2 separate regions of the Homo sapiens genome follow, and region 1 is linked to region 2. The links are chromatin loops, found by intact Hi-C in ENCODE. Cell type or tissue: gastrocnemius medialis. All regions are shown on one strand. Each heading gives the region's core, and the rest is flanking DNA. Links, peaks and the distances in the headings are about the cores only.

The links. Hi-C counts contacts between places; a loop is a spot of excess contacts. Peaks named below come from ENCODE experiments on the same cell type or tissue, not always from the same donor. Only the 100,000 strongest peaks of a DNase experiment are listed, where the experiment ranks them.
Region 1: it touches region 2 in a loop (5-fold over the local background); 21 of 110 quality-filtered maps call a loop at or near these places.

Annotation. Positions count from the first base shown.
Region 1 is chr10:101,459,204-101,474,477 of GRCh38, forward strand. BTRC (beta-transducin repeat containing E3 ubiquitin protein ligase) reads left to right here. Exons shown (of 15, transcript NM_033637.4): 3 at 2,778-2,855. Among named protein-coding and RNA genes, the nearest start is that of BTRC, 110 kb to the left of the region's middle. In gastrocnemius medialis, for the core only: a CTCF peak has its summit at 8,306 (motif pointing left); no DNase peak of the experiment used is centred there.
Region 2 is chr10:101,289,009-101,304,282 of GRCh38, forward strand. No RefSeq gene overlaps it. Among named protein-coding and RNA genes, the nearest start is that of LINC02681, 33 kb to the left of the region's middle. RefSeq lists enhancers at 1,912-2,451, 2,452-2,991, 9,160-9,229, 9,270-9,339. In gastrocnemius medialis, for the core only: CTCF peaks have their summits at 9,038 and 12,604; DNase peaks (open chromatin) are centred at 9,063 and 12,627; H3K27ac peaks cover 759 bases.

The DNA of each region.
Region 1 (15,274 bases), core at 4,890-12,889, 170 kb after region 2:
ATGCACATAGCTTATTGGGAATCCTCATAGATAAAGATGCAAGGAATAACTGTGTTGCTGAGCTTTCCTGGGTGATGTTGGACAGGCTTTGAGAACTGTTGAGGTGACTACTTAGGTATACATGGCTATTTCATCATTACCCCTTACCCTCAAGACTGTAGACCTAGTAATCTCATTCACTGGCATTCTGCTTCTACTCTTTAGTATTAGGAGGGTTCCTAATCCTTGTTCCTGATATCATGACTGTTTAATGTCCCTACCTCTATTTTTTTGTAACAACATTATAAGTTGGATTTTTTGTTTGATTTGATTTCTCATGATGGATGGCCCAGAGTAAAAGTGTTGGGTTAATCTGTATTAAAAGAACATACCAATGTTTATGGGTTTCCCCCATTTTTTGTTTAAGAGTTATTTTTAACAATACCATTTAAATATTCTTTGCCCTAGTGGGATAGAAAGGGGAAAGGAACTCCTAAGAAGCTCTGTGTTCTATGTTAGGTTAGTAACACCCTTTAAGCTCCCTTTGTGTTTTCATTCTTTAGACATTTTCATAATACCCACCCAGTGGTTATCCATCTAAATCTGATAAAATAGAGGGTCAGTAAAAAGAAAATTGTGAGTATGGGCTAGTCAATACTCAGGCTGTTAAGGTTGAGATGACTATTTTTCACTTTATAATTCAGTATAGAGGAGTTTGCCAGCAATTGTGTATCAGCCCAAGTACCTGTATAATAAAAATGTGATTTATAGTATCTTTGGTATGACAAACTTCCAGCAAAAAGTAATTAGGCTCCAAGTTATATGATAACATTTCAAAAAACATAATTAATTTTGAAATACAGGATCTTACACTGAATTAAACAGGTTTAGTTTATCTGATCTTTTTATTTATTTATTTAAAGGAGGAATTTCATGACCTGAAAGAGAGTTACTTGCAAATTCTAAGTTTATAATTGGATACTGGCTTAAGCTTCTATTATATAAGGCATTTAATTTTGGTATTTAAAACATTGATCTTTACATTTAAAAAAAAAAAGTTAAACATACAACTTGATGTTATGGGGTAAATAAATGTTGACCTTTCCCTTTCTTTGTTTGATACTCTTACATAGCATGTATTGCCAGTCGCCTCATTTGTCAAGCTTTGTAGTCATTAATTCAATTATATCCTTCCTCCATTTTTTGGTAGATGATCTCCATTCCTTTTTTTCCAAACAGGGAGGAAAAGAAGTTAGAACTCTGAAGTTCTTGAGTCTCTGTCCCTTTCTTTGTAATATAGCATGCTTTTTCTTTAATTTTAGGGACTTTTACAAGGGATCATCACAAATGTAAAATATCAAGTTAAACCTCATAAGATATTTCTGCCCAAAAGAAACACATTAGGGTACTGGCCTGTCAGGCTTACTAAAGGTGACACACAGGTGTCAGCCACAGAGGTGAAAGGGCCTCAGAATGACACAGTACGTTTTTTATCTCTCAGTATCTTTCAAAATGTAATATCTAATAGAAACCAAAAAAGTGAAATTTACATGTAGGTTTAGAACACAGTAATGATTGTATATTAATAATTTCATGCTTGTATGAAAATTTTCAGATAAACTCTCATGTTAAAAATAATTTCTGAACCTACAAATAAACTAACCCTCCTGTTAGAACGTTATGACTATATGTAATGTAAGGAATATATTAACTGTAAGTTTTTTGTTGTTGTTGTTTTGAGACGGAACCTTGCTCTGTCACTCAGGCTGGAGTGCAGTGGTGTGATCTCGGCTCACTGCAACCTCGGCCTCCTGGGTTCAGGCGATTCTCCTGCCTCAGACTCTCGAGTAGCTGGGATTACAGGCACCCACCACCACACTTGGCTAATTTTGTATTTTTAGTAGAGACACAGTTTCAGCATGTTGGCCAGGCTGGTCTCAAACTCCTGACCTCAGATGATCTGCCCGCCTTGGCCTCCCAAAGTGCTGGGATTACAAGTGTGAGCCACCGCACCTAGCACAACTGCAGGGTTTTAAATATTAATGTTATTAATGTTACTAATGTTGTTGCTGAAAATGGAACTCAAATAATATGTAATTTGGATTTTCTGTATTTTGCCTTGTAGATAGTGATTTACATATATTGACTAGCAGATTTTTAGTACTTATGAACTCATTTTCAGTTGGATTGTTGTTTTTTTCCCCCTCCTAAGTATATAAAAACCCCACTGACATTTTAGGGCCTCTAGCTGCTGTTTGAGGTGACAGTGCCAAGGAATGGACTCTAATCCTAAACTACTGAGTAAATGTTTTTTTAAGTCCTATGCTACTTTTATCAAAGAAAATAAAATCAAATCTGAGAAGAGGGGGAAGAGAAATAACTATTTTTAGGACCCAGACTTGGAGATCTGTGCCAACCAAACATCTACTATAATCGAGAGAAGGTAATAATCATGGTTTTAGTTGTCATCAGCTAAGTGTGGGCTGGAACTTTCTTGTATCCAGTGTCAACCTGTGTCAAAGTGCAAGCTAGAGATCTAATGAATATGATCTCCTACACAATGCTTAAAGATACATGAAATACTTCCCATCTAAATCCTTACATAATTTATTTATATACATGGGCATATGTTTTCTTTTACATATGTGTATATCTGTATGTATACAAATCTTCAAGTGAATAATTGTATAAATATATGTATGTTCTAACTTACAGAATTAGAAATGTAATTCAGTTTACTCCCAAAGGATAAGATTGAAGATAATGAGAACTGAATTAAAGCTTACTTTCTTTCACAGAATTCCTCAGAGAGAGAAGACTGTAATAATGGCGAACCCCCTAGGAAGATAATACCAGAGAAGAATTCACTTAGACAGGTATGAAATTCAGCCTTACTTAAAATAAAAAGCTACCAACAGCAAAACAAAAGACAGGAGGAAACCCTTGATTTGCCATTCTTTAAGCACTGGAGCTTATATTAAGAGTACTCGGACGTTGGCCTGGCCATAGCCATCACTTTCAATCAGGTGACATGGTTTTCCCAGTTATTTAAAAAACATTCTAGGTATACATGTACAGGACAGCTGGTTGGCATTTTTAAAAAAGTATAAAAACAGATCTGCCTGTAATAAAGTTAGCCCTTTTAGTATGAGCAATATTTTGTTTGCTTTTTCTAGAAGAAAAGGCCATTGTTAATAATAACTTAAAAAAACAGCAGCCGGGCAAGGTGGCTAACGCCTATAATCCCACCACTTTGGGAGGCTGAGGCAGGCGAATACCTGAAGTCGGGAGTTCGAGACCAGCCTGACCAACATGGAGAAACCCAGTCTCTACTAAAAATACAAAAATTTGCTGGGCATGCTGGCGCATGCCTGTAATCCCAGCTACTCAGGAGGCTGAGGCAGGAGAATCACTTGAACCCCAGAGGCAGAGGTTGCGGTGAGCTGAGATTGCGCCATTGCACTCCAGCCTGGGCAACAAGAGCAAAACTCCGTCTCAAAAAAAAAAAAAAAAAATAGCTCACCACTGTGCCCCAATAGAAGGTAACACATTTTACTTGTGAAAGTTCAATACCATTGTGTTCTTGTAAAAATTAGAATGTCCTTGGCAAAAACAAGAAACGCAAGTTCTTATGATGTTGCCAGAGAATAAGTGTGCCACCTATTCATTTTTATTTTTATTATTTTATTTTATTTTTATTTTTGAGACAAAGCCTCACTCTGTCGCCCAGGCTGGAGTGCAGTGGCGTGATCTCGGCTCACTGCAACCTCTGCCTTCTGGGTTCAAGCGATTCTCCTGCCTCAGCCTCCTGAGTAGCTGGAATTACAGGTGCCTGCCACCATGCCTGGCTAATTTTTGTATTTTGGGGTTTTTTTTTTTTTGAGACACAGTCTTGCTCTATCGCCCAGGCTGGAGTGCAGTGGTGTGATCTTGGCTCACCACAACCTCCACCTCCAGGGTTCAAGCGACTCTTCTGCCTCAGCCTCCTGCGTAACTGGGACTACAGGTGCCCACTACCACACCGGGCTAATTTTTGTATTTTTAGTAGAAACGGGGTTTCACCATGTTGGCCAGGCTGGTCGCAAACTCTTGACCTTGTGATCTGCCCACCTAAGCCTCCCAAAGTGCTGGGATTACAGGCATGAGCCACTGTTCCCGACCTAATTTTTGTATTTTTAGTAGAGACAGGGTTTCACCATGTTGGCCAGGCTGTTCTCAGACCCCTGACCTCAGGTGATCTGCCCAGCTTGGCCTCCCAAAGTGCTGGGATTACAGACATGAGCCACCACACCTGGCCCTGTATTCATTTTTAATATAAAATTGGATACAATGAGCCTGAGCAGCAGTAAAAATAATTCTAATTTACTTGGATTTATAGCATTGTTCTAGGAAATAGGAGATCTAATATTTGTTGAGCACCCACCGTGAACATGATGCTTATTTGATTTAACCCTCACAATAACCCTGTAAAGTTTTTAGATATGATGTGACTTCCAATTTATAGATGAAGAAAATGGAGGGTTAGAGAGGTTAGATGACTTGTCTAGCTAATTAGTGATTTGATACTCAGATCTCAGTGTTTCCAAAGCGTTTCTACTTGTGCCTTCTGACTTCAGTTTATATATAGTGTTTAGAGGGAAAGTACTTGAAACTGTGACACATTCATTTTTTAATTTACTATATGTTAAATGTTTTTTGGATGAACACTTCTTTTTTTTATAAAAATAATTGTTTAGTAAATAGAATTGAATCATCCAGGAAGCTTTAAAAAAAAAAACAAACAAAAATCCACAAATGATCAGTAATTGATGTTGAGACAGTTACAATTTTAACTGTTTGGAGAATCAACACCTGATCTGTTCATCTAAACCAATAGGACAATACTGAATAAGATAAATTGGGAAGTAGGAACACTCTGCCCACTATACAGAAACAACTGTCGGAAAACAATGACACAACAAAAGTTTTGGCAACTTTATTTAAGCTAACAAACGAATTTTCTCTCTGCAAAGTTATAAATTAATTTTAATAGGCTGATCCAGATGGTCCATTTGGAAAATGGATAGGCTGATCTGTTGAAAATTAAACTAAATTTATCTCTCTCATACTTCAAACTGAAGCAAGAGAGAGAATCATGCCTATTAAGTCCAGCACATACAGATGGACCAGCAGGTCACACATGGGACTAATCTGATTCATTTTAAAAATAAATGCATACATTATTGAATCATTTTCTACTTGCAAGATCTGTTGTGTGCAATATTCGAAAGAGATTTAATGTTGTTTTTTTCATTGCCGTTTTAGCAGGTTCTCTTCCCCACTCCCCCTGCCCACTTTAATTTAACAACCTTCCCCCCCACCCCCCCCATGGTGCTTTGAAATGATTTTTCTAATATCTGTCATTCAGTGTTGAGATCCAAGCTCTGGAGATTAATTAGGTCATGAGGCTTTTTCTCCTCCCTTCTTTGTAAAGGGTTTTATCTCCATTCTCTTTGTGAAGAGCATGAACTCAATGTTCTTGGAAAGAGAAATGGCCTTTAGAAACAGGGAAGTAGGAGATCCTCCTGGGGCCCTCAGAGTCTTTTAGCTTCTGGGTGTTTTAGCAGCCCCATGAATGCAGATTTGTAAATTTATTGCAGTGCCATCTGGTTTTTTGCTCGAACCAGATTACTGTTGGCTTGTGTCTGTCTATTGTGGTGGTCACTCCCTAGGAGCTTGCCCTCTCTATCTTAGGGAAGAGTGATGAATAGCAGGGGTCAATAGAAGCGGGTCACAGGGCAGCTGTCCAGGACTGCCCTGAACTTGATTACCCCATTGCTGATTTTTTTTAAGGTAGGACATAGTATATAAGCTGTTTAAACTCCCTCTTTTCTCTATTGCATATGACAATAATGAAGTGCCATTTGCTATTTTGTTTTTTTGTTTTTGTTTTGTTTTGTTTTTCCTGTAGTCAACTTCTGTAGACAAAAAGATGTCAAGGCCGCCTTATACCTAGTATTGATACAAGTAGGATTTGCATCTCATTAACTTGAGATTCTTTTGCAGATATTTCTAATGGGATTTCAGAAACTCACTATTGATTATAAAAAGTTCAGTTATCTTCTAGCAATTTAACATTGTTTTTAACTAATATTATAGTTGACATATATTATTCAAAAATAGCGTTTTGCCATTGTTGATAGGACATAACTACTGCATGTTAATTTGGAGAGCTATTTAAATATTGGAGGAGCAAACAACTTTATACCAAAAATTTGGCAAGTTGAACAAATTCCTTGAAAAATACAACTTACCAAAACTCTTAACACAGGGTGAAGCAAAATTTGAATAGCCTGATGTCTATTAAATAAATTTAATTAATCATCAGAAGGGACATGTGGTTTTACTGGTGAATTCAACAAATATTTAAGGAAGAAATGATACGAATTTTATGCCAGACCCTTTCACAGAATAGAGAAGGAAAGAACACTCCTTGACTTAAAAATCCACCATAACAGTAATTCCAAAACCCGACAAAGATATTACCAGAACAAGAAATAATGAAGGTGGAAATTAAGAGACACTGTTCCCTGTGTCTGTCACCAAGTCATTTTGTATACCTGCTTTTTCGTTTCATTTCCAGCATCTGAAGATGGAAGAGTTTGGGGTAGGGAGAGGAAGTAGAGCAGTGTATCCTTGTAAAGAAAGTTAATTTTCTTAGTTTCAGAATAATCTCATTTCTTGGCATTAAATATGAACTTTTATTTAAAGGATGTACAAAATAGCTACAATTTTTGTTTTACTCCTAAAAATGTGAAGTCAAGGAAAGGATAGCCACTGTTTTCCTACCTTTTATTCCTATCTGCAATCAAGGGCAAAGGCCTGGGAGGATACATGAAAGTACTCATTACTTTTTGAAAATTGTGGCATTACAACGTTCAACTCTTTGCTTCTCATTGGTGCTAATAGGATCTGTCAGCCCTGCCTTTCTCTGTAATTGAGTAAATTGTGACCGTTGTCTAATCCCTCTCCCATCCCCCATTTCCTTTGTGTATGTGTCCACTTACCATCCTGAGAACGTGGGCAGTGATAAATAAAGCATTGAGTAGAGCTCTCTCAACTCTCTGAAAGCAGCATGATGCCAGCCCTCTAGTTATATTTCTTTAAGTGTTTAGGTTTTTCTGTATTCTTTCTCTTGTGTAGCTGGAACCCTGGGGATGCAAAGCCATGAGAGAGGCCAAGAAGCTAACAAAGTAGCTGTCTCCCTTGTTAGCTTGTTCCTTTATTCTTTAAAAACAAGATAAAAACCATCTGGCTCAGGGCATTACATTTTCCTCCCCCATGCACCTCTATAGATGGAGACTTCACCTGCAGTGAGGGTTTACATTGATTAGGGAGGGAGCAGTAATTCAAGCTTCCATCCTCTTCAAGGATACTTTGCAGTCTTTAAAGGTGCTGACCCACTGAGTTAGACTGTCAAGGGAGGATAAAAAAGTATCTTCATCCCAGGAGGTAACAGCTGCCAGGTTTTCAACACCTTGCACGCTGCTGGAAAAATGTCACAATTGTCAGCTGAAAGAAAAATGACTGTGTTGTCATCTTCTGTTAATGACTGGGCCTTATAAAAGGAACTACATAAGTCTTTTAGAAGGAATAAGTAGCTGTTTTCCTTTTCTACCATATTCCCCTCCCCTGAAAAAATTCCTGCGTTCTAAACATTGCCTTGGAGTAGATCCACAAAAAACAGCAGTGAAGAACTTAAATCAGCCAGTATAAGCATGGAAGTCTGATGGGCATAGCTCCTTTATACAGTTGGATGAGTAGGAGGAAAAAGCACATCACTGACACAGAAAATGACATTATAGTGTGTATTAACAAAACAACCACAACAACAAAAAGTCATTCATAAGCCAGTGAACTGAGAGAAAACATACTGTATTTCTGTTCTTTGGAGGACAATTTATTTTCAAGCAGCATCCAGATGGGTAAATACCAAGACATTTCTTTTTTCAAGAGAGCTCCTTTTCTTCCTTTAAAAAAAAAAAAAACACAGAATTTGCTTCCTTTAATAGCTCTGTAATGTTCATATATGATGGCATTCCCTTCTTTCTGATTTGATTGATGAGGGAAAAAGGTTTAATGAAGTCCCTGATATCAGGCAGGCAGGGTTTTTTTTTTTTTTTTCTCTCTATTTGTTTTAGGTTAGTCACTTTAATTGTATTGAGTAATTAGAAGGTACACACAGCCAAGGGAGCTTTGTTCTGATAATTGCTCGAGAAAACCCATTCCCTATCTGCCGTTGCTTTGTGTTAAGACACTTCTCCCTCTAGTGGCAATAGTAAGCACTTTGGCTTGGCAGTAGGCAAGGTGTAATTGCAATATGACAAACTATGCTTAAGGGACTGTCTTGTAAATACTTTCGTTTGGGGTTTGCATTATTTCATTATATATGTGTGGTTGGTTGTTGTTGGTTTTTTTTACTCTATAAAACTTGCTACCTCTTTTTGCCCTCCTAAAGTGCTTTGGGCTTTGGGTAAAAAAAAAATTGCCTGAGATGTTTATTAATAAAAAAAATCACAATGCATTCTGGGTAATGTTTTGCAGCTTGACTTAATTTTAGTCATCTGTTTTAATTACCTATTTATAAAAATGCCTTTGCATTTGTAGACATTATTTAATACTTTGGAAGAAGCACCTCATTTGAAATAAATAAATAAATTGTACTTATTTTAAATAGTCCATGTAAAAGATCTTAAAGGTAATTAATGTAGGTCTCTTAAGTAAGACAAAAGTGATCTTTCCAAATCTGACGAAGTGATTTGTTTATATAACTTCCCACTTCTGTTGAATCCTTTAGAGTCTAATAACTTTTTTAAGAAAACACGGTTTGGCAATTTGTGCCTAGCTACAAAAACCCTTCTTCAAAAAGGAGCAATTTAATAACCGGCTTTCTTAAAATTACTTTGAGGAAGGAAGACCGTATGGGGGGTTGGTGCTTTGTTTTATTTGTATTTTAATGTAATCATTCTTTGATAAATTGTGTAATCACTGACTTAGTAGGAAAAATATTATTGAACTCCTGGGTTGCAATGACCATAAAGAGTGTATTTTCATATAGAGAGTTGTGATACTGGGAATAAATTATAAAGGAAACAGTTTATATGCTGGTCAAAGTCCATATGGGCCCAATTCATTTTGTTTTCAGTGCTTACTCTGGATGTACCATTAAAAAAGGCGGGGGGTGGGGTGGGAGGAAGCCTGTTGTGCTCATCTGCATGAGCCCTAAAAAAAAAATCTGCCCTAAAAACAACACGGAATGATAGCAGATGCAGCTTTGCATCTATTGAACAAGATTCAGTAGCATCTGTGTGGCATTTTTAAAACCCACTTCCAGCTTCCTTAGATATTGCTTTTTGGTTTGCTTTTTCTATACCATATTCTTGTGTGGGACATGATTTGATGTTACCATGTATCTGGAAGTCCCTGTCTTCCTATACCCCCACTCCCAGTCACTAACGATTTTCATTATACTATATCTTGTTATGCTATAGGGCTGCTGAACAGATTTCTAAGCAGCTTTTTGCAAGGTTAAAACAATGCAGCCCAGTAACAAGTTTGTGTAATTTTAAATATATACCTTCTAGTAAATAAGGGCAAGTCTGGCAATCAATCCCTTTTAGTGTGTTATATGTTTCACCTGACAACTAAACCTTCTATTGATTAGCCATTACTTTGTTAGATAATCCTATGTCATTGAATCCATTGTAAAAAATTAAACTCTTTAAAATGTTTTACCCTAGCAGCAGTGTGAAAATTGAAAACTTGTTCAGAATTACAGCCTGCTTTCACAAAGAAGGTAGTTTTCAGCAAGGCATCTTACTAGTTTATGCTTATGTGCTTTATATGCGATATAAAAACGTATTAAAGTACTCCAACGCAAAACTCTCTGCCTCTGGTTCAGCAATGAAGCTACCTTTTCAAGTGTTGCATGGGGACAGAACCTATCTTGCCTGTGGCTATTATATTCACTAGTTGGATTTCAAACTGGAGAGAGTCTTACAGGAAAATATTGAATGGAAAATATTGAATGTTTTAGCCTTTTAATTGCAGAGTGGTAAAGGAACTATGACAAATTTTAGTTTATTGATCTGTGTTACTTCCTTGGGAGATCAGCAAAGTCATTTACCCATTTTACAGATGGAATGTCTAGAAAATAAAGTCCTATATATAGCCCTACTCTGGAAACTCCCTCAGGCCTGGCACAGAGTTTCTGAATCTATCTAATGGTCCCCTAAATATGTTATTACATATTCATTCATGAAGGGAAAAGAGGGTAATTTTGAAGGAAAATAAATTTTCTTTTTATAACTTAGTATTTTCAGAAAAATAGCATGATACATTTATTGATGACTGGACAAACCTCTGTAAAAAATTTACTCCTAAGATACTTCTATTGGAAGTTTTCATACAGTGAATTTTACAGATATTAATTGTATAAGTCTGAATTTTTGATAAATCTAACCACCTGTGTAACCACCACCCTAATTAAACTATAGAATATTTTCATAACCTAGGAATGTCTCTTGTTCTCCTTTCTACTTATTTTCTGCACCACCAATGGATCAAATACTGATCAGCTTACTGTCACTGTAATTTTGCCTTTTCTAGAATTTTGTGTAATGGAATGCTATATTTTTGGGGTCTGACATTCACTTTGCATAATGTTTGTGAGATTCCTCTATGTTGCTGTGTATATCAGTAGTTTATTCTCTTTCATTGAGTTGAATAAATATATCGCAGTTTGTTTTCTGTCTCCTTTTGGTGGATATCTGAGCCATTTCCATCATTATAAGTGAAGTTACTATGAACGTTCTTCTATAAAGGTTTTTGGTGAGCATATGTTAAGTACTTTTTCATGTGCTTATTGGTTATTCAGACATTTTCTTTGTGAAGTATCTTTTAAGTTTTTAGCCATTTTTAAAAATTGCATTGTTTGCCTTTTTATTATTGAGTTGTAGACTCAACTGTATTGAATTCTGGATACCATTCATTTGTCAGATATATGTACTCTGATTATATCTCACAGTCTATGGTTTGCCTGTTTATGGTATGTTTTGATGAGAAGTTTCTAATAGTTGGATGAAATCCAGTTTACCAATTTTTCTTTCTTTTTTTTTTTTTTTTTTTTTGAGACGGAGTCTCGCTGTGTCGCCCAGGCTGGAGTGCAGTGACACAATCTCGGCTCACTGCAACCTCTGCCTCCCAGGTTCAAGCAATTCTTGTGCCTCAGCCTCCTGAGTAGATGGGATTACAGGCATGCGCCACCACATGCTAATTTTTGTATTTTTAGTAGAGACGGGGTTTCACCATGTTGGCTAGGCTGGTCTCGAACTCCAGACCTCAGGTGATCCGACCGCCTCAGCCTCCCAAAGTGCTGGGATTACAGGCGCGAGCCACCGCGCCTAGCCGGTTTTTTCTTTTAGAAGGGATACTTCCTTTGGTCCTACCTAAGAAATCTTTGTCTACCCCATGATTGTGAAGATATTCTTCTAAGTTTTCTTCTGGGAGCTTTATAAGTTTACTATTTATACTTAATTCTATGATCCATCTCAAATTAATTCTTATACGTGCCATGAAGTAGAGTTTGGGCTTCATTATTTTTGCCGTAATTTCATTCAGTTGTTTCAGCACCATTGTTGAAAAGACTTTCTTTTCCCCCATTGAATTACATGAATTCATTTGTCCAAACCATTTAGTTATATAAGAGTTATATTCTCAAACCTCCTGAAGAAAACGTTGCTGCTGGACCCAGAGCAGTGGGTGACAGTGCCTAAGGTACTGACCCATCCCTATTTTATGTCCCTGTAGACAAGGCGGACAAGAAAAATGATAGGTGTCTATCCTTGCACCAAATACCATAGTGTCTTGATTATTGTCATTTTATATAATGGGCCATGAAATCAGGTAGTGTGAGTTCTCTAGATTTGTTGTTTTATTTTTTGTTATTCCAGATAGTTCACATTTCTATATAAATTTTAGAATCAACCTTGCACTTTCTATTAAAAAGCAGTCTGTGAGGGGCTGGGTGTGGTGGCTCCCTCCTGTAATCCCAACACTTTGGGAGGCCGAAGTGGGAGGATCGCTGGAGCCCACTGAGTTGGAGGCTACAGTGAGTTATGATCACACCACTGCACTCCAGCCTGGGCAACAGAAAGAGAAACTATCTCCAAAAATAGACAGACAGATAGATAACTACTTTTTTTTTCATCTGAGATATATAGGATTTTGCCCCCGTTATTCTGTTAATACGACAAATTACCTTGATTTTTGTTAAGAGTTTTTGTGTCTGTTTCATGTGAGGTACTGGTTTGCAGTTTTCTTTTTTAAGTGTTTGCCAGGTTTTGGTATCAGAGTTATGCTGGTCTTATAAAATGAATTGGGAAATCTTCCTCCCATCCTCCTCTGTTTTCTAAAAGCACTTGTGTATAATCCTGGTGGTGTTTCTTCCTTCAGATTTCATAGAATTCACAAACCACTTGGGCCTGTAGTTTTCTTTGTGAAAGATTTTTTAAACTTATTATTTAAATTTATGTGGCAAGATGTTTTAGAGCAATTTGAATTTCTTTTAGAGGTATAGAGCTGTTCAGATTTTCTGTTTCATGTGTCAATTTTGGTAATTTGTGTTTTTGAAGAAATGTTTCCTGTTTATTCAACAGATTATAATATGTTAATATCTTTTATTTTAATACTGTGATTGTTTCATATTGGGCTACTGAAAGCCTCTTTCGGCAGGCTTCCATGCCCCCTTTGACGTATCTTCATCGTTCTGAGTATTTCCATCTTATAGTTTCCCTGGTCAGTCCTGGAGTCAACCATATTTCCATGAATGTATGATTCCCTTTAGTGCAGAATGGTATTTAAAAACCAAGATTCAAACACTGACTTTTCTTTTACATCTATATTTATATACTTTGAAACCATTAGTTCACATTGATAACTCCAATTCTAATTCAACCCCACAGGGTTTGTTCTAGATTTCTTTCTTTCCATATTTCATTTTTCTCCCTTCCTTCCTTCCTTCCCCTTCCTTCCTTTTTCTTTTCTTTTCTTTTCCTCTCTTCTCTTCTCTTCTCTTCTCTTCTCTTCTCTTCTCTTCTCTTCTCTCTCTTCTTTCTTTCTTGTTTTTGGTAGAGATGGGGTCTCTCCCTATGTTGTCCAGGCTGGTCTTGAATTCCAGAGCTCAAGCAATCCTCCTGCATTGGCTTCCCAAAATGTTGGGATTATAGGCATGAGCCACCCCACCCCTTTCCTAACATAGGAAACCTGGTTTAAGATTTTTTTCCTTTCAGCACTTTAAAAATATTGTTCCCAGCTGGGCGTGGTGGCTCATGCCTATAATCCCAGCACTTTGGGAGGCCAAGGTTGGGTGGATCACCTGAGGTCAGGAGTTCGAGACCAGCCTGGCCAATATGGTGAAACCCTGTCTCTACTAAAAATACAAAAATTATCTGGGCATGGTGGCGCACACCTGTAGTCCCAGCTACTTGGGAGGCTGAGGCAGGAGAATTGCTTGAACCCGGGAGACGGAGGTTGCGGTGAAATAAAAATATTATTCGCTTGTCTCCTAGCCTTCATTTTTTTATGAAAAGCCTGACATTATTTATATCGTTACTCCTAGATACCTAACATCCCCTTTTTCCTTGGCTCCGTTCAAGGTTTTATCTTTATCACTCGTTTTCAGCAGTTCTGACTGTGATGGGCCTATATGTGTTGTTTTCTTTGTATTTTTAACATGACTGGGGTTTGCTGATCTGAAATCAGAAAGCCGCTAGTTTTCACAAAATTTGGGGAAGTATTTGATCACTATTTTTATAACTTCTTTGCTGTACCGTTCTCTTCTCCCTTCCTTGGACTCCAGCCACGCATATATTCTAGATAATCCAGAATTGTCCCACACAGTGACTAAGACCGATCTTTTTTTTTTCTTTTCTTAATCTCCTTTTTTTCTCTCTGTTCTTCAGTTTATATGATTTCAGTTTATCTATCTTTTTTTTTTTCGGTTTATCTGTCTTCATTGACCTTTTCTTCTGTCACTTCCAGTCTGCTTTTTAAGCCTCTCCAGTAAATTTTTTGATTTTTTTGAGATAGGGTCTCACTCTGTTGCTCAGGCTGAAGTGCAGTGGCATGAACATGGCTCACTGCAGCCTTGACCTTCTGGGCTCAAGCAACCGCCCACCCCAGCCTCCTGAGTAGCTGGGACTACAGGTGTGCACCACTATACCCAACTAATTTTTCTTTTTTCTCTTTTTTTTTTTTTTTTTTTTTTTGAGACAGAATCTCAATCTGTTGCCCAGGCTGGAGAACAGTGGTGCAATCTCAGCTTACTGCAACCTCCGTCTCCCGGGTTCAAGCGATTCTCCTCCCTCTGCCTCCCAAGTAGCTGGGATTACAGGCACTTGCCACCATGCCCAGCTAATTTTTGTATTTTTGGTAGAGATGGGGTTTCACCATGTTTGCTAGGCTGGTCTCAAACTCCTGACCTCAGGTGATCTGCCCGCCTCGGCCTCCAAAGTGCTAGGTGTAAGTCACTGGGCCTGGCCAATTTTTTCTATTTTTTGTAGAGACAGGATCTCACTACGTTGCCCAGGCTGGTCCTGAACTCCTGAGCTCAAGCTATCCTCCTGCCTCGGCTTCCCAAAGTGCTGGGATTACAGGCATGAGCCACCATGCGCAGCCTGAATTTTTCATTTCAGATAATGCACTTTTCAGTTCTAGAATTTCTATTTAGTTTATTTTTGGTTTTTCATTTTCTGGTAGAATTTTTCATCTGTTTATTCATTGTGATCATATCTTTTATTGCTATGTTCAAGTTTGAACATATCTATTATAGCTTCTTTAGAGCTATAATATGTGCTAATTTCTACAACTAGGTCTTCTCAGGGTTGGTTTTTGGTTCATTTTTCTCTTGACAATGGATCCCATTTATCTCCTTTTTCTCATTTTTAGTAATTTTTGATCATATAACCAACATTATAAATGGTACATTGCAGAAACTCTGAATTCATTTTTTCTTCCTCTGATTAAATTACTGGCTGATCACTATGACCTTGTGGAGGCTTGGTTTTGTATTTGTTAAGGTCAGGTGTATTTTGGTTTTGCCCTTAGTCCTAAGACATACTCTTGAATCTAAACTCATGGTCTCTTTGAATTTTTAATGGAAAGCCTAAGATGTTATTACATCCCTCTAACTTGATAGAAGTCAAACTCTAAACTCTTTCTCCCCCCATGAGCAGCAGCTGGAATATCTGCACAGGCC
Region 2 (15,274 bases), core at 4,652-12,651:
TGGCCAGGCCCTGTTCTAAGGACTTTTCCTAAGATTTGCACAACAATCCTAAGAGATAGGTACCCCTATCCTACAGACGGAGGAAAGGAGGGCCTGAGAATTCACAAACTTTAGCTGGTGAATGGCACAGCTGGGATTTTGATCCAGGCGGTATATGCTTATGCAACACTACTTTTTCCAAAGCAAAAAAAAAAAAAAAAAAAATTTAAGTCTTTATTTAAGTTCTTTATTCCACATTAGACTGTAGGCTCTCTAAGGGCTTTCTTGCCCATCATGGCATTCCCACAGGGTGAGGCAAAGTGGGACAACCATAAATGTGCACCAAAGGGATTCCAAGACAACTAAAGGCCTCCAAGGACTGCCTGACACACCCCAGTGGGCACAGAGGACATGATCCTTCCCCTTGCCTCAGCCATGGCTAGCATGGGTGCTAGACTCAGCCACACTGACTGCTGGCCACAAGCAGGCTTAGCTGAATCCAGAGCCAGGTCTGATGAGGTCCTCTAGCCTTTCCAGAACTCTTCCATCTTCTCATTGGTCTCCCTTGACCCTATAGGTTCTGACCCAGTCCTGGCCCCCTCAGCTCATCCTTATAGCCCCTCAAGGGCCTGCACCACCTGTCTCCAAAGACTAGTCACACTTCATGAGGGCCCTCATGGTCATGCCCTTCAGAGGCCACTACTCCCCAAGCCCGGCACTCTCCTGCTATCGTGGAGCATATTTGTGGTTAGGGCTGGCCCTGCCTTTCAGAAGCTCAGCCCTCTCACCCCACAGCCTGGTTTCAAGTTGTCCTAAGGACATGTGCCCTGGCCCCAGGAGCCACTCTGCTTCACACCTGCCCCCTGCCCACAGCTGACCAAAGACTTTCCTTTGCCACTCTCTCAATACAAGCCCTCTATTGCTCCCGTTCCTGATATAAGTTTCCTCCAAATCCCCACACTGTCTCCTGTGACCCACTTAAGAGACCTAACTCTCTGGACTTAAAATAGAAAACACCAAACACAAGCTTTTACACTTCCCGCTACCAGCGGAATAAAGGTTGCATCTTTAACAAAAACAACATAACCACCTACTAATAATAATAGTTGCCGACCACTTCAAAGTGGGTGGCCATTCACTTGCCCAGCTCTCCCCAACCCACTTCCTACCTGTCCCCAGGCTGTGGGTCTCTCGGGACGTGTGACGTGTATGGCTGTGTGCTGTGTATTTTTGCCTCCTCAGGAAAAACTCCAAAGTGACTGCTTGCCCTGGGCTCATCTATAATCTGGGGCATTGATCGGGGCCCATTGATAGCTGATTGTTTTCACACGTGACTCGGTCACATTCCTCTAATCTCCATCCTTCTGCTCAGTTTGCATGACAAGAAGTGGCCTCGGTGGAGAGAGGTCGCTCACCTCTGACCAGGATATAATTGGAAAAAGAAGGTCATTGCCTCCTTTGCTTCTAGGGCAGATCAGCTTCGTTCCATTTGTGTCACGAGCTCTTGCCAGCACACACTCTCAATGACATGGAGACAATGGCTGTGCCCCACAATGGAGCCCACAGAGATGTGCTCGATACAACACAAACACACCCCAGGATCCGCACTCACTCTCATCAGGACAGGCATGTACGACAACACACACACAATAGGTGCTCTCAGTAAACGCTGATGATAACACCAGTGATACACGGGATGATGCATACCCAGTGACATCCGCACACAGAGGATACATAAAAAGATGCATAAAGCAATGCTTACCCAGTGGTGCAGGTACCCAGCAACATACACATGCAGCGACACACAGACACATCCATGAGGGCAAATAGCCCAGGCCGAGCTACCACATCCAACATGAAAAAATATGTGACATTTTTCAGTGTACCCACTTGGCAGGTAGCCCATTATATCTTGTACTATTATTGATCTGCTTGGAGCCAAAGCTGACAGTGCCCCACTCCTGGTCTCCCCATGTTCCCATTCCCAGTGCCGCACCTCCAGGCAGTTTCTTCAGGTAATGCTCATGTGGGACTCTGTATCAGCGTTATCTGGGGGAGCTCTGACACCGGGCATGCTTCCAGGAAGCCCTGCCTCTACATACAAGCTTCTTACAATGCATGCGTGCGGGTAAACACGCTTATGTTAAAAATCTCCCTCAAGTAATTCTGCTATCCTGCCAGGTCGAGAACACTGAGCCGTCACCACCAGGCTCCCCTCTCCAGGGTGGCTAAACTTGCCATTGAGGGTGTTGGGCTGTATTTTATTTTCTCAGTTTGGGAAGGGATGAGGCCCCAGAACTGAAAAAAGGACAGTCAATGGCCAGGAACCGAATGAGTTAAAACCGGGCCCTATAGCCTTCATCCCTGGTGACTCTGGCTGGCCTCGTTAGCGCCCGCGCAGCACGCACAGAAGGACCCTTCGCGCAGGATGTCCCGGAGACTCGTCCACGCTCCCTAGCCGGGCTGCGAAGGCCCAGATCTCCCAGCGCCTCCATGCCGCGTCGGCCGCGGCCTTGGGGGTCTTCCGGGGACAGTGGCCAGCCCTGGGCCGGTGACCTAGCCTTTGGGCGCTTCCCCGGGGCTCTAGGGTCCCAGGGCGCCAGGGCCAACACCAGGAAAGCCAGAAGGTTCCTTCCTTTGGGGCAGGAGTTGGGGGGAGTCGCCGTACGCCCACCCTGCCACGCGGGAGGCCTCCGGGAGAGGGCAGAGGGCGCCGGGCAGGGACCAATCATCGGCGGCGACCGGTCACTCGCGCCCCAGCGAGGAGACCCTGAGATCCGCGGGGAGAGCACAGGGTCGCGCCGCCCCCTGGCGGCTCAATGACAGAGTTGAGGCCCGGCGGCTGGCGACTGCGGCGTCTGGCAGCTCCAGGAAAGGATCCCCCTTGTGAAGAAACGCCCCTACGAAGACTGTCCTGTCCTGTCCCTGCCCTCCCGCTCCCGCTCGCCTTCTCTCCCCTTCTTTATTTTCTCTCTTCCTCCTCCCCCCACCTCTTCCACTCTTCCTGCCCTTCCCCCCTCCCCGTCCTCACTCCCTCTCCCACCCCCATTCCTTTCTCTCGTCCTTCGCCCACCGCCTCCCGCCCCCGCGGGGCAGCGCCTCGGTGCACCCGCTTGGCAGTTAGCCCATTAGATCTCGTACTATTGATCCGCTTCTGAGCAAAAGCTGACAGCACCCCCTCCCGGGCTCCCCACGTTCCCATTCCCCGCGCCCCCCTCCAGGCAGTCCTGGCCTGCGCCTCCTCCCGCCCCCCACGCGGGCCGCGCCGAAGTCTCGCCCTCACGAAGGACGAGAACAAATGTAATTAAAGCGACCGGCGAGGGGGGTGTGCCCCCACCAACGCAGGCACGAGCGAGGGTCCCAGCGGCCGGCGCCCGGCCTGCCACCTCCCTCCCCCTCGTCCCCGCCCCCTGGAGCGGGAGCATTTGGGTTGAGCTGCGCCTGTCCTATAAATCCACATATAATTCTCCTCTTTCCTGTTCAGCTAAGGAAAATAAACGTGTAAGGCTGTTTCTGGGAGCCCAGCTCAGGGACCGCTCTAAATTCTCCTCTTATTGAGTAGGGGCTGGAAATCATTCAGCTCGGCGGCGCGCCCCAGAACCACCCCCTACCCCCGCTCCGGCCCGCGGCCGCGCCCGCGCCCGCCGCGCACACGCACGCGCGCACACGGAAGGCAGGCGCCGGGTATATAAATATCTCCAGCTCTCCCCATAGCCGGGCAGATTTATTCCGCTGCCAAGCCTGCAGAAAATTGACTTGTTCATGGAGGCGGCTATTGACACATCACCGGGGGGAGGGTTAGGGGAGAAAGCAGTGGAGCCGGCGCCCCTCCATTATACGTTAATGTAATCAGCAGTGTGCGAAATGACTGCGCGGAAAATAGCATCACTGACATTTATATTAGAGGATATTGATGGCAGGAGCTGTGACCGCATCACTCTGCCTCCCGTTTCCACGGATTGACACAGGAGCCTCTTGTTGGCTCCATCCACGCTCGCCTCCCCTCCCCCTACCTCTCCCGCCCTCTCTCTGTCTCCACCCACCCTGTGTCTCTCCAGCTCTCCCCCTCTCCGAGGAGGAGATCTCACCCCCACCCTCCCTATACACTCTTTGATCACTCATTTTCCAAATAATTCTTGAGCACCTACTGGGTGCCAGGCGCAAGGGTCTCTCCCTGTGCCTCCTCTCCCTAGGTTTCTCCCTCCCCCTCTCCCCCACCGTGCCCTTGCCCTCTTTGTCCCTCCTCCCCAGCTCTGCCTCTCCCCTCCCCCTGCCTTGGCTCGGTGGCTGGACCGCTGCTGTCACAGCAGATAGATAATTGAAAAATGGGCCTCACCTTTGCAGCCGGCAGGAGTGGTTCAGGCAGTTACCGCCGGGGTTACCTACTCCATCTCAGGCCCAGGCTCCAAAAGAGATTCTGAGGAAATTGGATTTTACATGGATGTTTTATTCGAGCAGAGGCTTTAGTGTATATAAATACAGGCGAGGAGGCCTTGGCGGCAAGGATGAGTGAGGACAGACAATCCCGCCTGGGGCCTCCAGGCTCAGGCGAGGCAGGCGGGCCATGTGCTCAGCTCCCGGTCCCAGACCTGGATATCAGCGCATTCCCCCTCATGATCTGGGACTGAAAGAGGTTAATGCTTCTGAACAGCTCCTCAAAAGCTGCCTTGGGAATAAAAGAGTGTAGTTGTTGAGAACTTGACAGGACAGTATACTGAGAAAAGAAGGAAATATACTGGAGAAGTTTGAGGACTGATTCTTTTTCTTTCTTTTTTTTCTTTTTCTTTTCTTTTCTTTTTTCTTTTTTATTTTTTGAGACAGAGTTTCGCTCTTGTTGTTCAGGCTGGAGTGCAATGGCATGGTGTCAGCTCACTGCAACCTCCGCCTCCCGGGTTCAAGTGATTCTCCTGCCTCAGCCTCCCGAGTAGCTGGGATTACAGGCATGTGCCACCACACTTGGTTAATTTTGTATTTTTAGTAGAGACGGGGTTTCTCCATGTTGATCAGGCTGGTCTGGAACGCCCAACCTCAGGTGATCCGCCCGCTTCAGCCTCCCAAAGTGCTGGGATTACAGGTATGAGTCACAGTGCCCGGCCGAGGACTGATTCTTTCAATAAATATCTATTGAACCTTTAACTTTTGAAGTATTGAGTTTGAGGCACAGGAGTGAGTAAGTTATGGCTGCTGCCTTCAAGAACAGTCTAATAGTTTGGAGAATGACACTGGGGGTTTCCTTTTTTTTTTTTTTTTTTTTTTTTTTCAGAGATGAGGGTCTCACTATGTTGCCCAGGCTGGACTTGAACTCCTGGTCCCAAGCGATCTTCTTGTCTCAGCCTCCCATCTAGGGTTTCTGGTTATGGATAAGGAAAGGGAGAGTGAGAAAGCAGATGCTGAGATTGCTTTTCTAGGGCATGACCAGCTGGGGAGCTTGAATGAAGAGGCAGGAGGGAAAGTGGTCGGATTGGGGCGATAAAGGACCTAACTCTCCAGTCTGCTCTCTGAGCCTGGTTAGCAAAGCATCTAGGGAACTTGGACAATGGTGGACAATGAATCTATAGGCAAGATCACATCCAAAGTGTTTGCAAGGAATCCTGGTGAGATTCTCTGGAGGGCCAAGATGAAGGATCATTGAAGACCAAGGTGAGGCCCTCCAGAGAGACCAGGTAGAAGGTGGGAAGAGGACCTTTGCGGGAGGCCTAAATTGAAGGCACTTGGGCAAATGAGGGGCATCAGAAGACCAGGGAGATGGGATGTGGGTGTGGAGCGGGAGGAGGCAATGCCTGGGGACCTAGGATAAAGATTCTTTTGGCCGGGCATGGTGGCTTACGCCTGTAATCCCAGCACTTTGGGAGGCCGAGGAGAGTGGATCACCTGACATCAGGGGTTCGAGACGAGCCTGGCTTACATGGTGAAACCCCATTTCTACTAAAAATACAACAAATTAGCCAGGCATGGTGGTGCACACCTGTAATCCCAGCTACTCAGGAGGTTGAGGCAGGAGAATCGCTTGAACCTGGGAGGCAGAGGTTGCAGTGAGCTGAGATCGTGCCATTGCAGTCCAGCTTGGGCACAAGACGGAGCGAAACTCCATCTCAAAAGGAAAAAAAAAAAAAAAAGATTCTTCCAGGGCCTGAATGTCCCCTACCCCATAGGAAGGTCTACATTTCATTCCTGGGCAGGGTCTTTTCTGTGCCCTGTTTGATCTCTGATTAGAGTCTATGTGGCTGACAGGTGCAGCGCAAATCATTTCTGTTCCTTGGAAGGAGAGTCATGAGCCATCCCATGATTAAAGGACTGGAATGAAGATGAGCGGACCCAGGCTCAGACTGCTCACTGAAGGGATAGGGGCTTCTTCTGAGCTCACAGCACAGACAACAGCTGCCTTATCCCAGCCATATCGCTGAAAGCTGGACTGTTCCTCCCCCAGAGAAACATTACAAAACCCCCCTTGTCCTCTGCCACATTGTTATACTGTTACATCATCCGCTTTGGGGGCAGGACAGGTGCTGGATAGATGATGGCCATCCCTCCAGCTGCCCCACACACATCCCAGGCACTCCCAGATGGCACACTGGGAACTCCAGTCCAGCTGTAGGATGGGAGTATTCTGCGGTAACTGGACTCCCTCTCAGAACTCTCCCTGTCTGACTGCCATCAGCATCTTCCCTCTCACCTACAGATTTCATTCATCCTGACAGCCCAGTGGAAAGGGAGCCCCTTTCCACCCATCAGGGAGCCAGAACACTCCCACTTACCTTAGTTACCTGTGCCACCTCCTTCCCTTTGCCCTCAGTGAACCACAGGAACTCATGTCCTATCTGTCTCCCAGATCAACTCCTGTATTTGTCTTCCTTTCCTTGTGACTCATTTGAAACATGGATGCAGAGATTCTGGTCTTGCTCCTAGCTTAAGACCCTGCTGTGGTGTTTGTTTCCCTCCAAAATTCATGTTGAAACTGAATCCCCAACGCAATAGCATTAAGAGGTGGGGCCTTTAGGAGATGCTTAGGTCGTGCCCTCACAAACAATATTAGTGCCCTTATAAAAGGGCTTGAGGGAGTTGTTTGCCACTTTTCCCCCTTCTGCCGTGTGAGAATGCAGCAAGAGGTGCCACGTATGAAGCAGAGAGATATCCTTTACCCGACACCAAATCTCCTGGCCCCTTGATCTTGGACTTTCCACCTCCAGAACTGTGAAGAACAAATTCCTATTATTACTATTATTATTATTATTATTATAGAGTCTCACTCTGTAACCCAGGCTGGAGTGCGGCGGCGTAGTCTCAATTCACTGCACCCTCCACCTCCTGGCCTCAATCGATACTTCCACCTCAGCCTCCCAAGCAGCTGGGACTACAGGCACCTGCTACTACACCCAGCTAATTTTTTTGTATTTTTTGTAGAGATGGGGCTTCACCATGTTGCTCAGACTGGCCTCAAATTCCTGGGCTCAAGCAATCCTCCCACCTTGGCCTCCCAAAGTACTGGGATTACAAGCATGAGTCACCATGCCTGGCCTGAATTTCTATTATTTATAAATTACCCAGTGTCAGGTATTTTGTTATGGCTGCAGAAATAGATTAAGACAGACCCCTTGGCTGGGCACGGTGGCTCACACCTGTAATCCCAGCACTTTGGGAGGCCGAGATGGGCAGATCACGAGGTCAGGAGATCAAGACCATCCTGGCTAACACGGTGAAACCCCGTCTCTACTAAAAATATAAAAATTTAACGGGCAGGTGCCTGTAGTCCCAGCTACTCAGGAGGCTGAGGCAGGAGAATGGCGTGAACCTGGGAGGCGGAGCTTGCAGTAAGCCAAGATCGTGTCACTGCACTCCATCCTGGGCAACAGAGCAAGACTCTGACTCAAAAAAAAAAAAAAAAAAGACAGACCCCTTGAACAGGATGGCGATGAGAACATGAGTGCATGCATATACATGTGTGTGCATGCACATGTGCTCCCTTGAGCATTGCAAACCCAGGGAATAAGTGACACCATTCAAGGAACCGCACTCGGTCTCACCTTGCCATCCAATTTAGGAAATTGACATTCGTTAGAAAAATAAAGGAGCAGCCAGGGAAGTGGCTTCCCACAGCAGGAAGGATGCTCCTCAAGGCTTTATGAAGATGGGCTTCTGGGAAGTCATTCCTCCAGGAACATCTGCCCGATAAGCCATCAGAGAGGACTCAGGGAAATGGGGGGTTGAAGGTACTGGAAAACGGAGCCACATATAATTCAACCATTTCTTGAGATTTGGAATCTGTCCTTTCTCTCTCCCCATGTAGAGGCCAGGTAGATGTAGGGTGCAAAGGAGAATGAACCTTTGAAAGGTGGCTACTCTGCTTCTGGGGGGCCAAGGAAGCCAGCAGGAGCTGGGAAGTTAAGGTCTAGGTGGAGAAGCCAAGCTTGGCAGAGGAGTGTTTCCAACTTTAGCAACAAAGCCAATCTGAGCTGTGTAACTGAGGTGAAAGTCACTTCACCACTCTGGGCTTCAGGTTCCTCATCTGTAAAATGAGAAAAAATAAGATTTCTTTCCGTTCTAGTTTCTGTGATTCTAAACCGATGGGTGAGTGTGATTGGAGAGCCCAGGTTTAGGATGAAAGAAGGAATTTCAGGGCTGAAGATCCAGATTCTTACAAGAGGGATGAACAGAGGTAATTGCAGGGCCAGCGGGGCCTGACATTCATCAGAGGACTGTTGGTGGCTGGGAACCTGCCAGGGCCAGGACAAAACAGAGCATAAAATCAGCCCGACCCTGGGGCAGAGAGAAGGCAGGGATGGATCTAGAAAGCATGCTACCTAAATTGTTTCAAACTCAGACTCTTTGCTCAGAATCTGGCTCATACAGCCCAGAGATCATGGGTAGAAACTCCAAGTGGCCAGGCAGGTGTCCATCAGCCTAAGCAACATAAAATCTGTGCACTCTCACGTTCTGTGCTTTAGAAGGGAATGAGTGGGAGGTGAGGGTCTTTGCTTTGTTTCCCCAGAGTTTCCTAATACGGTTTCCTGCTTGAGAAATGTTAGCATCACCTTGGCTGGATGGAGAGGGGATCAGGGCGCCCCTAGTGGTGGAGGCTGGTGGTTGGCAGAAGCGGCACCTCCTTAAGACTTCACTAGAGGAGCACGGGATAAAGTGTGAAGCAGCTGGAGGGAGGCCGAGGGGCACAGAGCCTAATGGAGGCAATCCCTCCGCCCTGTTTTGACTCAGGGCAAGATGAAACAGGGCAGGTGGCCAGGGAGAGTTGGAGCAGAAAGCTGCCTTGGAGGATAAATGCCTAGAGGGAAAAGACTAGAAGCCCAGAGCACAGGCAGCCAGCAGGCAGCAGGCAGGGGAGGAGAGGTGAGAAGGGAGGGAAGATATCCCTTTCCACGGATGTGCCTTGGCCCCTGCCCAGGCAAAGAGGGGCAGATTTTCCGTCTTGTCCCAAGCCCCTGCATCTGCCACCTTGTTTACCTCCTGCCTATTTATAGTTGCAAATTCCAAGCCTGGCATGGGACTCTGCGATTTATATGACTATAAACCTTCAAAGGGCACTGAGGGCTGGCGGGGAATGGGTAAAGACAGGGGCAGGCCTCGCAAGGTCAAAATACTCAGTCTCCCACCCCCACTGTCCTGACATCCTACCTCCTCACAACAGGTTGAAAGGCCAGGCTCACGCAAATAAGAAAATGGGTAGGAAGCCACAGTCGCCGCTGACTCTTCCTACCCTAAGCTTGTCCAGTTTAGGATTTAGAGCAAGGCAGAGCATGTCCTGGGTCCTGGAACATGGTGGGGGAAAAGAAGAAAAACAATAGAGCAAAACAGAGAGAACCTGTTTTAGTCTCCCTGGCCCCTTTTGGGAGGGGGTAGGGAAGCTCAGTGTGGGAGAGTGGATCTCATCAAGGACAATTGAATTTGGAGAGAGTGGGTGAGTCCAGGCTTTCGAGGGAGAGGGGAAATTGGGATCAGCAGCCCAACTCCCACCTACCCCATCCACTTAACAGCAGAGGGGAAGAAGAATGAGACCTGGAGCACTCCTGGCCTCTGGCTTCCTTCTGGGGGTGCCTTTGGAGGCCTGAATGGCTCACCTCTTATTCAGAACAGGGTGCACTGGTTTACCCAATGCCTGGGTGCCCAGTCACCATGGAATTCTGCTAGCACTGCTCATAGGCCAGATCCTTCCCTTTAGAGGCACCCTCTCCTCAGCCTCTGGCTGACCCTCTGCTTCAATTCATCTCCCTTTCTATTTTCTCTGGACCTCCAGCCCGCCATGTGTACTCACGTTACCGCTCCCCACAAAGTGCCCCTTGCTTTGCACCTGTGCCCTCAGCTGACTATTACAGCCTCCTGCTCTGCTCTTCCCCTCAAGCCCACCACACTGGTCCCCACTCCACGATGTGTCATATGTAGCTCAGCTCTGTGTGTGCATGTGTGTGTGTGTCTGTGTGCACGTGCATGCATGTTTGTGGCTGCATGTGTAAGAATGTGCCAAACAGTTTTGAACATGAAGGAGGGGGGAACCCAGAATGGCTTTCTCCTTGACTTTTTTGTTGTTTTCCCATCAACCTCCAGTCTGCTGGACTAAGTCTAAGGACTTAGGGAGGGAAATGTCGCTCTTAGAGTCCATGTGACCCACTGGCCACTTCTGACCCTCTTTTACAGCCCCCCTCCCCGACCTCCACCATCTGGGGTCTCAAACCCCTCACCACTAGACTAAGCCTGGTGAGAGGCAGACAGAGCTGAGGGTCAGGGATTGCTCAGTTGGGATTGGTCCTCTGGCAGGGGAGGGCACTCAGTCAACAGAGACTCCCATCTGGCTTTGGGCTTGGTCTCGGCCTTGGGTAAAGTCATATAGGGAAAGGCGGAGGCCACAAGGAATGAACCAATTCTTGGTCTACTCCTCTCTCCTACCGTCCCAGCCCAGCCTATCCTTGGGGACAGGGATGCAAATGAGTAAGCCAAGTCAAAGTCCCTTCTCTAAGAAGAGAGACAGAGAATAGAGAAGATGTCACAGAGCCCCTTTTGCCACCTACTAGTCTTCTCTTTTTTTTTTTTTTTTTTTTTTGAGACAGGTTCTCACTCTGTCACCCAGGCTAGAGTCTACAGTGCAGCAGCATGATCATAGCTCACTGCAGCCTCTGCCTCCTGTGCTCAAGCAATCCTTCTGCCTGAGCCTTTTGACTAGCTAGAACTACAGGCATGCACCACCACATTTGGCTATTTTTTTCTTTTTTTTTGTAGAAACAGGATCTCACTATGTTGATCTGGCTGGTCTTGAACTCGTGGCCTCAAGCAATCTGCCCACCTCAGCCTCCCAAAGTACTCAGCTTACAGGCATAAGCCACTACACCGGTCTCATAGTGTATTTTTTATCTAGTGCTTTCTCTGTGGTGGGAGAGGGGGTATCAGGAGGCATTGTCAGATGTGAAGATGGTGTCTGGGATGCTTATTTTATTTATTATTATTTGTTTTGAGACAGTCTTGCTCTGTCGCCCAGGCTGGAGCGCAATGGCACTATCTCAGCTCACTGCAACCTCCGCCTCCTGGATTCAAGCGATTCTCCTGCCTCAGCCTCCTGAGTAGCTGGGATTACAGGCATGCACCACCACACTCAGCTAATTTCTGTATTTTTAGTAGAGATGGGGTTTCACCATGTTGGCCAGGCTGGTCTCAAACTCCTGACCTCAGGTGATCCACCTGCCTCGGCCTCCCAAAGTGCTGGGATTACAGGCGTGAGCCACCTCGCTTAGCCTGGAATACTTAACTTTATATGCCAACTTGACTGGGCTAAGGGATGCCCAGATAGCTGGGAAAACATTATTTCTGGGTGTGTCTGTGGAGGGAGTTTCTGGAATCAGTAGGCTGAGTGAGGAAGACTCACACTCATCACTGTGGGTGGGCATCATTCAATCTGTTGATGGCCTGAATAGAAGAAAAAGGCAGAGGGAGGGTGAATTTGCTTTCTGCTTGATCTAGGCCATCCATCTCCTCTTGTCTTATGATTTGACATTGCTGGTTTTGGGGACTTAAGACTTGGACCAGGACTTATACACCAGCCCCTCCCCGGCCCCCACAGTTATCAGGCCTTTGGGCTTGGACTGGAACTATACCACTCACTTTCCTGGGCCTCTAGCTTGCAGTCAGCACATCATGGGACTTTTTGGCCTCCATAATTGGGTGACTCAATCATTCATAATAAGTCCCTTTATCTACCTTCTTCCTTCCTACCTTCCTTCTTTCTTCTTTCCTTTCCTTTCTTTCTTTCTTTCTTTTTCCTTTCTTTCTCTATCTCTCTCTTTCTCTCTCTCTTTCTCTTCCTCTCTTTCTCACCTTCTCTCCTTGTCTGCTTCTTTCTCCCTTTCTTCTTTTCTTTCTTTCTTTTTTTCTTTCTCCTCTTTCTTTCACTCTTTCTTTCTATCTCTATCTCTCTCTTTCTCTCTCTCCTTCTTTCCTCCTCTTTCTTTCTTTCTTTCTTTCTCTCTTTCTCTCTTTCTTGGTCTGTTTCTCTGGAAAACCCTGACTAATACAGTGTATGAGGACCTGGGGAGAAATCGAGGACCTAGATGGAGGTGAGGTGCAGTGAAGAGAAGCCAGGAGGACCTGCAGAGGGGCTGGCAGCAGAGCAGAGCTCACCGTTATGCCCTCTCCAGAGGGAGGCAGCAGAGGACCATGGGAATTGCCCCATCCAGCATTAGCAGTTCAGTTCCCCTTGCTTCACTGTCTACCATGGAGCCCATATCTAGGGACTCACCTTGTTTGAATGTTTTTACACTTTTAGTCCCTGCCCCAAGGAGAGATGCCTTGGGAAAGTCAGCCCTGATTTAGTCCCTCCCAAGCTCCTCTCTTCATTCCTATGTAGAGGCTTCTCTCCTTTGTGTCTAGAACTTAGAGAACATACTTTTGTCCACTCCCCACCTCCTTACATTTCTCAACCTCCCCAGCTCCCTACCTCCTACACGCCCTTGGAGGCCATGATCCAGCCCAGATTCACTGCCCTGGAGAGGCCCGTATCTCTGCCCTGTGGCCATGCTGAGCCATGACTGTGACAACTAGACATTGTTAGCATCTGACCCCCATCATCCCTAGGGAGTTTCCAGTGAGGGCCCATACTCCTAATGTCTTCTTTTCCCTACCCCCATTTAGTCACTCACCAGGCCTACTTCCTGGATATGAGGACCAGGTCTGGCCCTGGAAGTGCACAGGGAGATGGTCCTGTGCTGGGGACCAGGCTAGCATAGGGGCAGCAGCTAGGTGGAGGAGTTCTGAGGTGTGGCCTTGAGTGCGATGAAAAACCAGTGCCTCATAGCCTAGTAACATTCCCCTCCCTGCCAACATGGCACCTCTGTGGTCCCTCAGCCTGGTTGGAAGTGGGGTGGTGAGGAGTTGGGGGGCACAGGTAGATGGAAGGTGGGGAATGGGGTGGGAGGGCACAGGTCAAGGGAACAAATATCTAATTTTTTCAAAGCTCAAAAACTGGAAGCAACCTAGAGGCTTCAAAGTTAAATCCTGGAGCAGAGAGAACATCTCCTGTGCATCGGGTAGAGGGAGCCAGGGACAGAATGGCCTTGGTTTGAGGATGATCTTATCAAAAAGGAAGCTAAGAGTGACCAGCTTTTTTGAGACCAAAGAGGGCCAATGGGTTCCTTCTGAACTCTTACTGGGATGGGAGTGGCTGAGAGAGCTGTAGACCTGAACCCTGGGGGGCACAGCTGAGATCCCAACAGAAAGGAGCCCATGTGTTAATAACCACTATAAGCCACGAGAAAGTCAGGGTCAGGGAGTGGTGGATTACTACTGGTCTCTCTTATCCAGTCTCCTGTCATTGACTCCAAGACATCTGGGTCTCAGAGAGTCCAAGATGCAAGGTAGGCAGCTACCTTACAGATCATCTGGCCTAGGACTCATTTTATAGATAGAGAAAAGAAGACTCAGAGGGGATAGGAAGGTGCCTGACTGTACCACCCACCATCTCAAGTCATCTATTAGCTTAGTTATAAGATCTCAGTTTGACCTCATCCTGTGGAACTCCAGGCTTACCTGCCTGCCCAATGGATTTGTCCCTAGATTAAGTTTCCCCTCCACCCACATTGTTGCTCTATGTTTGGACCCCTCCAGATAGGCCTGATGGAGGAGCCCTGATTGGAAAATTTCCCCTCCCCTTCCCTGTCTCAGAATATAGCTTCTTAGGGCGCTCCCTTTGCAACTTGAGATGTCACTGTCTTTCTATTAAAATGTCTTTTCCACTCTGCCTCTCCCTTTCTCTCGCTCTTCTCCAAACCCTACCCCCTCCACCCCCACCTGCCATCCCTTCTCTAGATAGAGCCCCAGAACTGCTGAGATGAATCTCTGCAGCTTTGTGGTTCTGGGCTGTGTTCCTGGTAATTGAGTTGTGCTCCCTAGTCATGATGGGGGAGGGTGGCAGTGGCTGCCGGTGGGTCCAGTCATCCTTCTGCTAGCTTAGCCCCTTCCACTGTGATCCAGCAGAGAGGGTGAGGAGGAGAGAGCTGGGGATGCTTCCTTTTCCCCAGCCCTCCTTCTCCAGCTCTCTGTCTCCCCCTCTCCCCCTCCCTGCTTCATCTCCAGCACAAATCACATGGTGACAGCCACATCCAACCTTTGGGGAAGGGTTTGTAAATGTGTCTTCCTTAGCTGTGATCTCCAAATTGTTCCTTTTATTGCATTTGTCACGGTGAAGATTAAAGTCCCTGGGTGGTCTGCACCACAAATCACAAAGTCTGCTCAGGGAGAGGCTGCAGGTTGGGAACTGATGGAGGGGTCTGGGCCCTGTTACAGGGTGTGCATGCATGTGTATACTCACAAACACCCGATCCCATGTGTGATGAGGATTTGTACTTAGGAATGGAAAGATGTGCTGCTGATATTGTCCTTCTGAGTTGTTAGCCCCCTTTATAAGCACAGTTTTTGACCTCTTCCTCCAGGCTGTCTTCCAGGATCTCCCTGCCCAATCTGTGGTTGGCATCATGGTCTACATTGCTCTTTCCCGTCTCTTCCATCAGTGGGGAGGGAAAGCTGTGGTCACATCAGAGATATTTCAGGATATCCCCCTGGATCTTTGGTCACATTGATCTCTAGATCTCATCCTGGCAGCCCTCTTTTTTTGAGACAGGGTCTCACTCTGTTGCCCAGGATGGGGTGCAGTGGCACGATCTTGGCTCACTGCGGCCTCAACCTCCTAGGCTTAAGCGATCCTCCTGCCTCAGCTCCCCCAAGTAGCTGGGACTAAAGGCGTGCACCACCATGCCCAGCTAAACATCCTGGCAGCACTCTGAATGGGTCAAGGGCAGTTTGGGCCCAG